Linked DNA regions of Homo sapiens: region 1 is linked to region 2. Evidence: read pairs that join two places in POLR2A ChIA-PET (ENCODE). Cell type or tissue: OCI-LY7. All regions are shown on one strand. Each heading gives the region's core, and the rest is flanking DNA. Links, peaks and the distances in the headings are about the cores only. Region 1 overlaps COL26A1 (collagen type XXVI alpha 1 chain). Region 2 overlaps COL26A1 (collagen type XXVI alpha 1 chain).

The links. Peaks named below come from ENCODE experiments on the same cell type or tissue, not always from the same donor. Only the 100,000 strongest peaks of a DNase experiment are listed, where the experiment ranks them.
Region 1: POLR2A ChIA-PET joins it to region 2 with 6 read pairs; 3 of 35 experiments call an interaction of 5 or more read pairs at or near these places.

Annotation. Positions count from the first base shown.
Region 1 is chr7:101,419,814-101,425,184 of GRCh38, forward strand. COL26A1 (collagen type XXVI alpha 1 chain) reads left to right here. Exons shown (of 13, transcript NM_001278563.3): 2 at 164-286. Among named protein-coding and RNA genes, the nearest start is that of COL26A1, 60 kb to the left of the region's middle. RefSeq lists enhancers at 587-1,138, 1,139-1,690, 2,488-3,013. In OCI-LY7, for the core only: no CTCF peak of the experiment used is centred there; no DNase peak of the experiment used is centred there.
Region 2 is chr7:101,501,554-101,506,924 of GRCh38, forward strand. All of the region lies in intron 3 of COL26A1 (collagen type XXVI alpha 1 chain), which reads left to right. Among named protein-coding and RNA genes, the nearest start is that of LINC01007, 65 kb to the right of the region's middle. RefSeq lists enhancers at 2,037-2,726, 2,727-3,416. In OCI-LY7, for the core only: a CTCF peak has its summit at 3,502; a DNase peak (open chromatin) is centred at 2,408.

The DNA of each region.
Region 1 (5,371 bases), core at 270-5,269, 82 kb before region 2:
CCCCTCAGACCGAGACAGAGGGTCTCAGTGGGCCCCCCATCCAAGAGAGCGAGCCTCCACCCCAGGTTTGCGGGGGCCCCTCCCTGTCCAGCACGGCCCCCTGACCCGAAGTTGGCAGCTCTGGGAACAGGCAGGGCTCATGTGACTGTTGCTCTCTCCACAGGCACTGGTGCCATCACACAGTGACACGGACGGTGTCCTGCCAGGTGCAGAATGGCTCGGAGACGGTGGTCCAGCGCGTGTACCAGAGCTGCCGGTGGCCGGGGCCCTGCGCCAACCTCGTAAGGTAAAGGCCGCTGGGCTAGGCTGCTCTGCCCTTCCCTCCCATTCCCTCGGACAAAACCAGTCCCAGGATGGCTCTGGGAGAGGCTGGGCTGTGCTCACAGACAAAGGCTGAGCATGCATTTATGGAGCACCTTCTGTATATAAGGCATGGGTGTGTGTATATAGGGTATATATGTGTGTGTGCAAAGATGTCAGAGACATGCTCCTACCGCAACAGAACCACACAACCCAGTGGGTGTTTGACAGACAGAAGACCACCACAGATGAGTGGGGTATGGGATCCGAGGTCGGGGAAGGCCAGGTGGGGTTGAAGAGGGAACCAACCAGCCTTATGGCTCCAGGCTGGAACGAGGGGCTACAATGACCTTGGAAATCCAGCCTGTCTTTGGCCCCATCCATCACAGGCCTCGCCCCTGGCAGCACTGCCCCACTCACCAGGCATGTCCCTCTCACTGGCCCTACTTGTTACTGGACCTGCCCCTCACGAGGCCTGCCTTTCACCAGCCCTGACCCTCATGAGCCCCACCCTTCACCAGCCCTGCCCCCACCAGCCTTGCCCCTCACCAGCTCTGCCCCTACCAGCCACGCCCCTCACCAGCCACACCCCTCACCAGCCCCTCCCTCTCACCAGCCCCGCCCATAGTCAGCCCTTCCCTCTCACCAGCCCCTCCCTCTCACCAGCCCCTCCCTCTCACCAGCCCTGACCAGACCACAGGCTTCAGGGACTCTTCAGCATCCGCAGAGAGATCTTGCTGTCAGACACCAGCATTCACGGTCTCCAAAGTTCCAACTCTCCTTCTTTTCCCTTCTTCCTCCTCTCCAGGCCGTGCTTAGCTCCAGGGACTGGCTTCCCCAAACCACTCTCCCCACAGCCTGCCCAGCCTGGGGCCTCTACCCCAAGCACCGTGGAGCCGCTGTCCTCAAACTCCAAATCCCTTCCCCTCCTTTGTGCCCTCCCTAACGGGACATTTTGCCTGGGTCAGGGTTCTCCAGAGAACCAATAGGAAGGGATGGGGGAGAGGGAGAGTGGGAGAGAGATTGAAATGGTAAGGAATTGGCTTGTATGATTATGGAGACTGGCGATTATTCCAAACCTGCAGGGTGGGCTGGCTGGCTGAGACCCAGGGAGGAGAGCTGATGTTGCAGCTTGAGATGGGCTGGCTGCTGGTCAAATGCCTCCTTCCTCCGGGGAAGTCAGTCTTTTTCTTAAAGCCTTCGACTGATTGGACAAGGCCCACCCACATTATAGAGGGCAACCTGCTTTACTCCAAGTCTACTGATTTAAATTAATCTTGGCTGGGTGCGGTGGCTCATGCTTGTAATCCCAGCACTTTGGGAGGATGAGGCGGGTGGATCACTTGAGGTCAGGACTTTGAGAGCAGCCTGGACAACATGGCGAAACCCAGTTTCTACTAAAAATACAAAAATTAGCCAGGCGTGGTGGTGGGCGCCTGCAATCCCAGCTACTGAGGAGGCTGAGGCAGGAGAATCACTTGAACCCAGGAGGTGGAGATTGCAGTAAACCGAGATTGCGCCACTGCACTCCAGCCTGGAAAAAAAAAAAAAGAAATTGCTACGTCTCATGACTGGTGATGTTAACTTTGATCGCTTGCTTATGATGGTATCTACCAGGTTTCTCCACTGTTGCATAATTATCTTTCCCTTTGTCTTTTACATGTATGTTGTGGGGAGACATTTTAAACCTATACGAACATCCTGTTTCTCATCATACTATCATATTGCTTGCAACAGTTAATGCTATGGTGTTTGCCAAATGGTGATTTCCTATTTTCATTCTTCTTTAATAGTAGAGATGCTTCACTTGAGACCCCTATTGCATACAAGTGTTTTGATACAGGTCATTCTGCAAGGGGAATGGCTAGGTAAACGGAATGTCATTCATTTTCATTTTTATTAGAAACAGCTGCTTTTGCCAGTTGCGGTGGCTCACGCCTGTAATCCCAGCACTTTGGGAGGCTGAGGCAGGTGGATCACCTGAGGTCGGGAGTTCGAGACTAGCATGACCAACATGGTGAAACCCAGTCTTTACTAAAAATACGAAAATTAGCCAGACGTGGTGGTGGGCACCTGTGATTCCAGCTACTTTGGAGGCTAAGGCAGGAGAATCACTTGAACCGGGAGAAGGAGGTTGCAGTGAGCTGAGATTGTGCCATTGCACTCCAGCCTGGGCAACAAGAACAAAACTCCATCTCAAAAAAAAAAAAATGCTGGTTTTAAATGCTATACTAGAGAGATGGCAGTGGGTCCAAAATGAAAAAAAAAAAAAAAAAAAAAAGCTTTTTCCTTTTCAGCAGAGGGTACAGACACTCCCTATCCCCTGCCTTCCCCACTTCCCCAGGAGCTAAATTCCAAGACTCTCCTGCCTTTCTCGTCAGCAGGGAGTTTCAGATTACCAGGTCATGGCCTCTTGATTTGGGAACAGCTTCTGAGAAGAAAAGTCTTTGAAGTCTGATCTGTCTGTGACCCTGACAGGCTGGGCTTTGGCTCAGAGCTCTGTTGGAGAAGTGGCTGTCCTACTCTTTCTTTCTTTCTTTTTTTTTGGAGACAGGATCTTGCTCTGTTGCCCAGGCTGGAGTGCAGTGGTGCAATCATGGCTCACTGCAGCTTCCAATTGCTGGGCTGAAGTGATCCTCCTGCGCCAGCCTGAATAGCTAGGACTACAGGCATGCATCACCGTGCCTCACTAATTACTTTTTCTTTGGTAGAGACAGGGGTCTCGCCATGTTGCCCAGGCTGGTCTTGAACTCCTGGCTTCAAGGGATCCTCCTGCCTCAGCCTCTCAAATTGCTGGGATTACAGGTGTGAGCCACCATGCCTGGTCTCAACAAGTTAAAGCTGTTACACTATCAAAACACAATAACGCAGCCGGGCACGGTGGCTCACGCCTGCAATTGCAGCACTTTGGGAGTCTGAGGCGGGTGAATCACCTGAGGTCAGGAGTTTGAGACCAGTTTGGCCAACATGGAGAAACCCTGTCTCCACTAAAAATACGAAAATTAGCCAGGTGTGGTGGTGAGCACCCGTAATCCCAGTTATTCAGGAGGCTGAGGCAGGGAGAATTGCTTGAACCTGGGAGGCAGAGGTTGTAGTGAGCCAAGATCGTGCCACTGCACTCTAGCCTGGGCGACAGAGTGAGACTTCCTCTCAAAACAAAAACCAAACAAAAAAAAAGAAAAATACAATAATGCACCTATAAGAAAAGCTGGACAAGCTAGCGCCTGAATCACTGACCTGGACTGAAAATTTTTCAAGTGATCATTAATGTTGCATAGTTGTTCTCTCCTTTACCACTTAAGTAATTATCTGAACAATGTTTCAGAAGTGCTGGGGTCCGGCCCGGCGTGGTGGCTCACGCCTATAATCCCAGCATTTTTGGAGGATAAGGTGGGTGGATCACACGGTCAGGAGTTTGAGACCAGCCTGGCCAATATGGTGAAATCCCATCTCTACTAAAAATACAAAAAAATTAGCTGAGTGTGGTGCCACATGCCTGTAATCCCAGCTACTTGGGAGGCTGAGGGAGGAGAATTGCTTGAACCTGGCAGGCGGAGGTTGCAGTGAGCCGAGATCGCACCACCGCACTACAGCCTGGGCGACAGAGTGAGACTCCGTCGCAAAAAAAAAGAAGGACCGGGGTCTTCGATGTGGTGTTCACTGACTTTCCAGGGAGTTCTTCTCACTCACTCCTTGGAGTTCGGAGGCCAAAACAGAACATTCAGTCAGGGCTGACATGAATTTGTCATAAGTCTCCCCTTTGCCTATAACATATAACTAGTGGGAACCTTGCTAATTAAAACAATTTGGCCAGTGACAGTGGCTCACACCTGTAGTCCCAGTTACATAGGAGGCTGAGGCAGGAGGATTGCTTGAGGCCAGGAGCTCGAGACCAGCCTGGGCAACACAGTGAGACCCACCCCATTTTTACAAATTTTTTAAAAAACATCAGCCATGGGTTGTGGTGCGCACCTGTACTTGGGAGGCTTAGGTGGAAGGATCGCTTGAGCCCAGGAGTTCGAGGCTGCAGTGAGCTGTGATTGTGCCACTGTACTCCAGCCTGGGCGACAGAGCGAGACCGTGTCTGAAAATAAATAAATAAATACAATAATAAAACTTAATTTTCATTCTCTTAGAGAAATCCCAAATTGCTGATCTTAATTGTCATAATTTCTGCTGTTATTATATTTTACTAGGGAATGGGCCGGGTGTGGTGGCTCACACCTGTAATCCCGGCACTTTGGGGGGCCAAGGAGGGTGGATCACCTGAGGTCAGGAGTTTGAGACCAGCCTGGCCAACATGGTGAAACCCTGTGTCTACTAAAAATACAAAAATTAGCCAGGTGTGATGATGCACACCTGTAATCCCAGCTACTCAGGAGGCTGAGGCAGGAGAATCACTTGAACCTGGGAAGCGGAGGCTGCACTGAGCCAAGATCATGTTGCTGTACTCCAGCCTGGGTGACAGAGCAAGTCTCCGTCTCAAAAAAAATTTAATAATTTATTAGGGAAGGAGAGGTTAACACAGTTTTCTTTCTCACTAGTAACTCATAAATGAGCTAGAATTGGGTGCACACCCTCTGTCTGTGGCCTTGGGGCTGCTGTCTGGGCAGGGAGAGGCAAGATGACAACAGGTTGCAGCATTATCCTTTGGTCCCCTGGGGTTCCATATGCATTCCTGTCTCAGGTCCTGGTTTTGCTGGCCTTGCCTATATGAAGCATCTGGTTTGTGGCAGCCATCTCACTGGTCTCCCCACTCCCCACCCTGCCCCGCTCTAGCTCCTTCTCTCCACAGAAGCTGGAGGGATATTTTATTTTATTTTATAAGGGTCAGGATCTCCCTTTGTCCCCCAGGCTGGAGTGTAGTGGTGTGATCATAGCTCACTGCAGCCTTGAACTCCTGGGCTCAAGCAATCCTTCTGCCTCAGCCTCCTGAGTAGCTGGGACTACAGGCACACACCACCATGCCCAGTTAATTTAAAAAAAATTTTGGCCAGGCGCGGTGGCTCATGCCTGTAATCCTATAACTTTGGGAGGCTCAGATGGGTGGATCACGAGGTCAGCAGTTCGA
Region 2 (5,371 bases), core at 114-5,113:
GCCAGGTTCCTCCAGGAGCTGCCCCTCTTTTCAGCCCTTGTCACTCTCTGCCTGTTGTTTCTGCCCCAGGCCTGTATCCTTTGCGCTGTGTCACACTCCATTTGAGCAAGATGGCCACTGGGTTCATCCCCATGGTGCCCAGCACAGGGCTTTGTCCAAAGGGGTGCTCAGACTCTTGGAGGTGCATGCTCATAGAAAGTATGTGTGTGTGAGTGTGCGCCATGGGCTGTGTGTGTACATGAGCTGTGTACAAGCGTGGACTATGTGTGCAAACACAGGTTGTGTATACAAACAGCTGAGTTTGTGTGCGTGTGTGTGCATGCATGGGCCCTGTGTATACATGGGCTGTGTGTGTGCATAGTGAGTACATGTACATGGGCTGCGTGTGCAGCTCCAAAATCTTCCGCCCTTTCTTCCGGATTCACCAGACACCTCCTCCAGGAAGCGTTCCCTGGTCTTTCCAGAGATGGAAGCCAGGCTCCCTAGAAAAATCTAGTTCAAAACTATGCTTGAAGGCCGGGTGCGGTGGCTGACGCCTATAATCCCAGCACTTTGGGAGGCTGGGGCAGGCAGATCACCTGAGTTGAAGACCAGCCTGGCCAACAGGACGAAACCTTGTCTCTACTAAAATTACAAAAATTATCTGAGCATGGTGCCACATGCCTGTAATCCCAGCTACTCAGGAGGCTGAGGCGGGGGAATCACTTGAATCTGGGAGGCGAAAGTTGCAGTGAGCCGAGATCGCACCACTGCACTCCAGCCTGGGCGACAGAGCAAGACTCAGTCTCAAACAACAACAACAACAAACAACAACAACAACAAAAACCAGCTATGCTCAAGAAAAATACACACGGAATATATTGCCCCTTCCAAAGCCTTTGAGGTCATTTGGCCCAATCCCCTCTTGTTCTAATGGGGAAACTGAGGTTCCAAGAAGGGATTGGGCTTTCTATACTAACAGGTCCCAGACTCAGAAACTCCTGCCAAGCTGGAGGCTAAGGCCCCTCAGGGACTGGCAGGTGCTGTGGAGAACACAGGACCGGGGCCGGAGTTGGGCTGGAGCTGGGCTGGAGCCCCACTGTCAGGGGGGACCCAGGAAAGGGGCTGTTCCACTGCAGCCTGGGAGGGTGGCTGGATTGGGAGCCCCCTCATCTGACCCAGTGTGGGTGGGTGGCTCAGCCCATGGGAGTCTCAGCTCACAGGGTCTAGGGACGCATGCCCCCCTCTTGTTGCCATGCTCCCCAAGCGGCTGTCCAATCTCTTCTTGGGCACTTACAGGAACGGGCACTCCCTCCTTCCCGGGGCTGCCTGGCTCTGTGCTGAAAGCTCATTCTCTAAGGGGCGGGAGCTGCTCTACATGGTGTCCGCCCAGTGACTTTGGGTCCCAAGGTGGGGCCCATCTGCTGCCTCCTCCTTCTCAGGGTGAGCTGCCCAGTCCCTCTGTGGCTCCCCAGGGCCCAGCCTGCCTGCTGCCCCCAGAACCTTCTCCAGCTCATCTACCATTGTGAAGAATAGAGCCTGGGCCTCATATACGCAGTTACTCCTGTTACATGCCTTTGTTGTGATTTCTTCTCTCATCAGTGATGCACCTTCCTCCCAGGCCCCAGAACTGGGTGTTGGGGCAAGGTCTGTGGGGTCCCCTCTCGCCTCTGTTCTCTAACAATGCATGGTGCTGGTGACAACAGGACGGTCACCACCTCCTGGTTTGTATGTCTCAGAAATGATGGTTGGAAAATGAAATATAAACAGCACTTCTCAAACTGTCCCACGTGCAGGAGTCACCCTGGGGGGTCCTATTTAAATGCAGATTAGGATTGATAGGTCTGGGACAGGGCCTGAGTGTCGCCCTACCCTGCCCTGCCTTGTCACCCAGGCTGGAGTTCAGTGGTGCGATCATCACTCAATTGCAGCCTCAAATTCCTGGGCTCAAGGGATCCTCCAGCCTCAGCCTCCCAGGTAGCTGAGACTACAGGTGTACATCACCACACCTGGCTAATGTTCGTATTTTTTTAGAAGCAGGGTCTTGCTATGTTGTCCAGGCTAGTCTTGACCTCCCGGCCTCTGGTGATCATCCCGCCTCAGCCTCCCAAAGTGCTGGGATTACAGGCGTGAGCCACTGTGCCCAGCTAAGGGTCTGCATGGCTCACAAAGCCCCAGCACTTGCGGACAGGGGGTCTGAACCACACAAGATTGCCTCAAGGGAAGGTGCTGGAACTTTTGTTTCAGTCCTGAAGTCACAGGCACTGGTCAGGTTTGTGAGCAGGGAGGTGACACCTCCAAGGGACATGAGTAGGGAGCAATGGCCATTCTCCTCCTTGGAGAGTCCCTTGTTAGAACCTAGGCCTGCCACTTCCTGTTTCACAGTAGTTCAGTATTTACAGTAACTTCCAGGAAGGGGACCATGTGTCACGCCTGAGCTGACCCTTTCTCTCTGCTGCGAGCTCAGGATGTGGGCAGGCGACCCTGAGCCCAGCAGGGCCCTCCATCTGCAGGTGTCCCCCAGCTCCCCAGTGTCCCTGAGCTCACTACCCCAGCTGAGCCCCAACACCTCTTTTTTTTTCTTTGGGGACACAGTCTTACTCCATCACCCAGGCTGGAGTGCAGTGGTGCAATCTCGGCTCACTGCAACCTCTGTCTCCTGGGTTCAAGCGACTCTCCTGTCTCAGCCTCCTGAGCAGCTGGAATTACAGGCGCGTGCCACCACACCCCACTAATTTTTGTATTTTTAGTAGAGACGGGGTTTCACCATTTTGGCCAGGCTGCTCTCAAACTCCTGACCTCAAATGATCTGCTCGCCTCGGCCTCCCAAACTGCTGGGATTACAGGCATGAGCCACGGTGCCCGGCCCACTGGCACCACCTCTTTGCCCCATGCTGACCCCTCTCATGTTGGGATTAGGGACCAGGGCCAACCTCCTCCCCTGTCTATGCTCGCCTGATTCGGGGACTTCCGCCTCGCTCCTCTCCACTCCAGAGGCACCAGGGCTTCTGTCTGAGCTGTGACCCCAAAGTTGCTGTTGACAACTGACATGTGTCCCGGGTCCTGTGATTTAGAAAACATCTCACCTCTGCCTCCGCCATCTCATTGGTCCTTCTCCAGGGCACCCAGAGGCTGGCATTGTTATGAGGATTTATGTGAATTTTTTACTTCCTTGTCGTCCACACGATGCTGCTGAGTTCAGAGCGATTCAGTGAATTTTCCACCGTCACCGGCCATGAAAGGCCAGAGCCTGGACTCTTGGTTGTTGCCCAGACTGTGTGTGTGTGTGTGTGTATGTGTGTGTGTATGCCTGTGTGTGTCTGTGTCCATTTATGTGTGTGGGCTGGGCACGGTGGCTCACGCCTGTAATCCCAACTTTGGGAGGCTGAGGCGGGCAGATCCCTTGAGGTCAGGAGTTCCAGACCAGCCTGACCAATATGGTGAGACCCCATCTCTACTAAAAATACAAAAAATTAGCCGGGTATGGTGGCGAACGCCTGTAATCCCAGCTATTCCAGAGGCTGAGGGAGGAGGATGGCTTGAACCAGTGAGCAGAGATGGCGCTATTGCACTCAGCCTGGGTGAAAAAAAAAAGTTATGTGTGTGGATGAATGCACGTGGGTCTGGGTGTGCACGTGTGTAGATCCATGTTGGGTGGGTGTGCCCGTGTATGTGAGCACTCTCTGTGATTGTGCAGAAGTGTGTATGTGTGTTGTGTGTGTGCATGACTGTGAGTGTGCATGAATGTGTATGAGTGTGTTGTGTGTATGCATGAGTGTGATGGGTGTGTGGGCACTCTGTGTGTGCATGGGTGCATGTGTGTGCCTAGGTGTGTGCATGAGTATGACCACTCCATGTGTGTGCATGACTGTGAATTTACTTTGTTTTTGTGTGTACATGAGTATGTGTGTATACTTTTTTTTTTGGATGGAAAGAGGAGTTTGTTAAGGAGTATTAACTCACAGGATCACGAGGTCCCACAATAGGCCGTCTGCAAGCTGAGGAGCAAGGAAGCCAGTCCGAGTTCCAAAGCTGAAGAACTGGTAGTCCGATGTTCGAGGGCAGGAAGCATCCAGCATGGGAGAAGGATATAGGCTGGAAGCCTAGGCCAGTCTAGTCTTTTCACATTCTTCTGCGTGCTTTGTGTTTTGGCCACACCGGCAGCTGATTAGATGGTGCCCACCCAGATTGAGGGGGGTGGGGTCTGCCTTTCCCAGTCCACTGACTCAAATGTTAATCTCCTTTGGCAACACCCTCACAGACACACCCAGGATCAATACTTTGCATCCTTCAATCCAATCAAGTTGACACTCAGTATTAACCATCACAGCTGCCTTCTCTTATAAGACGGGGAAACTGAGGCCCAACAGCCCAGAGATGGACAGACACTTGCCTAAGATGACACAGTGGTATTACAGACTAGACCCTGAGTCTCCTGGTCCCTCCCAGCTCGTTACACCTTCGAGGACCCTAGGACAGGAGAAGCCACACTCTAAGCTAGAACCCATCCTCACACCACAGCCCTTGAATTCTCCTTCTGTCCTTTCCCTCTGCCCGAATGGGGTCAGTGGAGGGAATGGACTCTGGGTGAAATCACACCCATTCAGAGCCTTTGGGACAAATATTTGAGAGTCACCAATTACCTGATCATCAAAGACATGCCTTTAACTTCCTGACTGTCCCGGTTGTTTGGGGCGGCCAGGAGGCCCCCTGGAATCCCTACTGTCACTGGCATATTGCAAGCACATGTTTTCTGCACACAGAGCTGCTCACAATAAACCAACGCTGAAAAGCACATTAAAATGAATCGGAGAAGAGAGAGTCACTTTGTAACATGCTTTATTTTATTTTGTTTTTGCCTTGGAAAGGAGCATGTTTTGGCTGCCAATGAAAGAGCTGGTGGGGGCCTCTTAGCAGAAACCAAACGGGTCCAGATTAGACCTACCCAGCCCACCCCCTGGGACAGTGGCTCTGGCTCCAGGGAGCTGAGAGGGGCCCCGAGACCAGGGGTGAGCTGCAGGGCTGGTCTAGAAACTGGAGATCCCGGGTACCAGCCCTGAGCTCTGGGACACTGGATCCCTTTTCTCCTTTTACCTAGCCTCCGTGTTCCTAACTGCAGAAGAGATTCCCTGACTGTATTTGCTCCTTCTGATTAGTCAGTGGGCACCACGGTCCCTAAGGAGAGTGCATTTCTCATAACAGCTCTGCAAGATGGTTTGGACCATCCGGGGATTTCCAGCCAGAGTGCTGTTATTTTGCATGGATTGGTCACAAGCTGAGATTCATACCTTTCTGTCCAATCCCTCTCCAACTTCCCTCTTAGGTGTGCTGTCTGCAGCCTTCTCCTCCCTGCACACATCCAAAAGCAACTCCTCCCCACTCCCTAGAACCA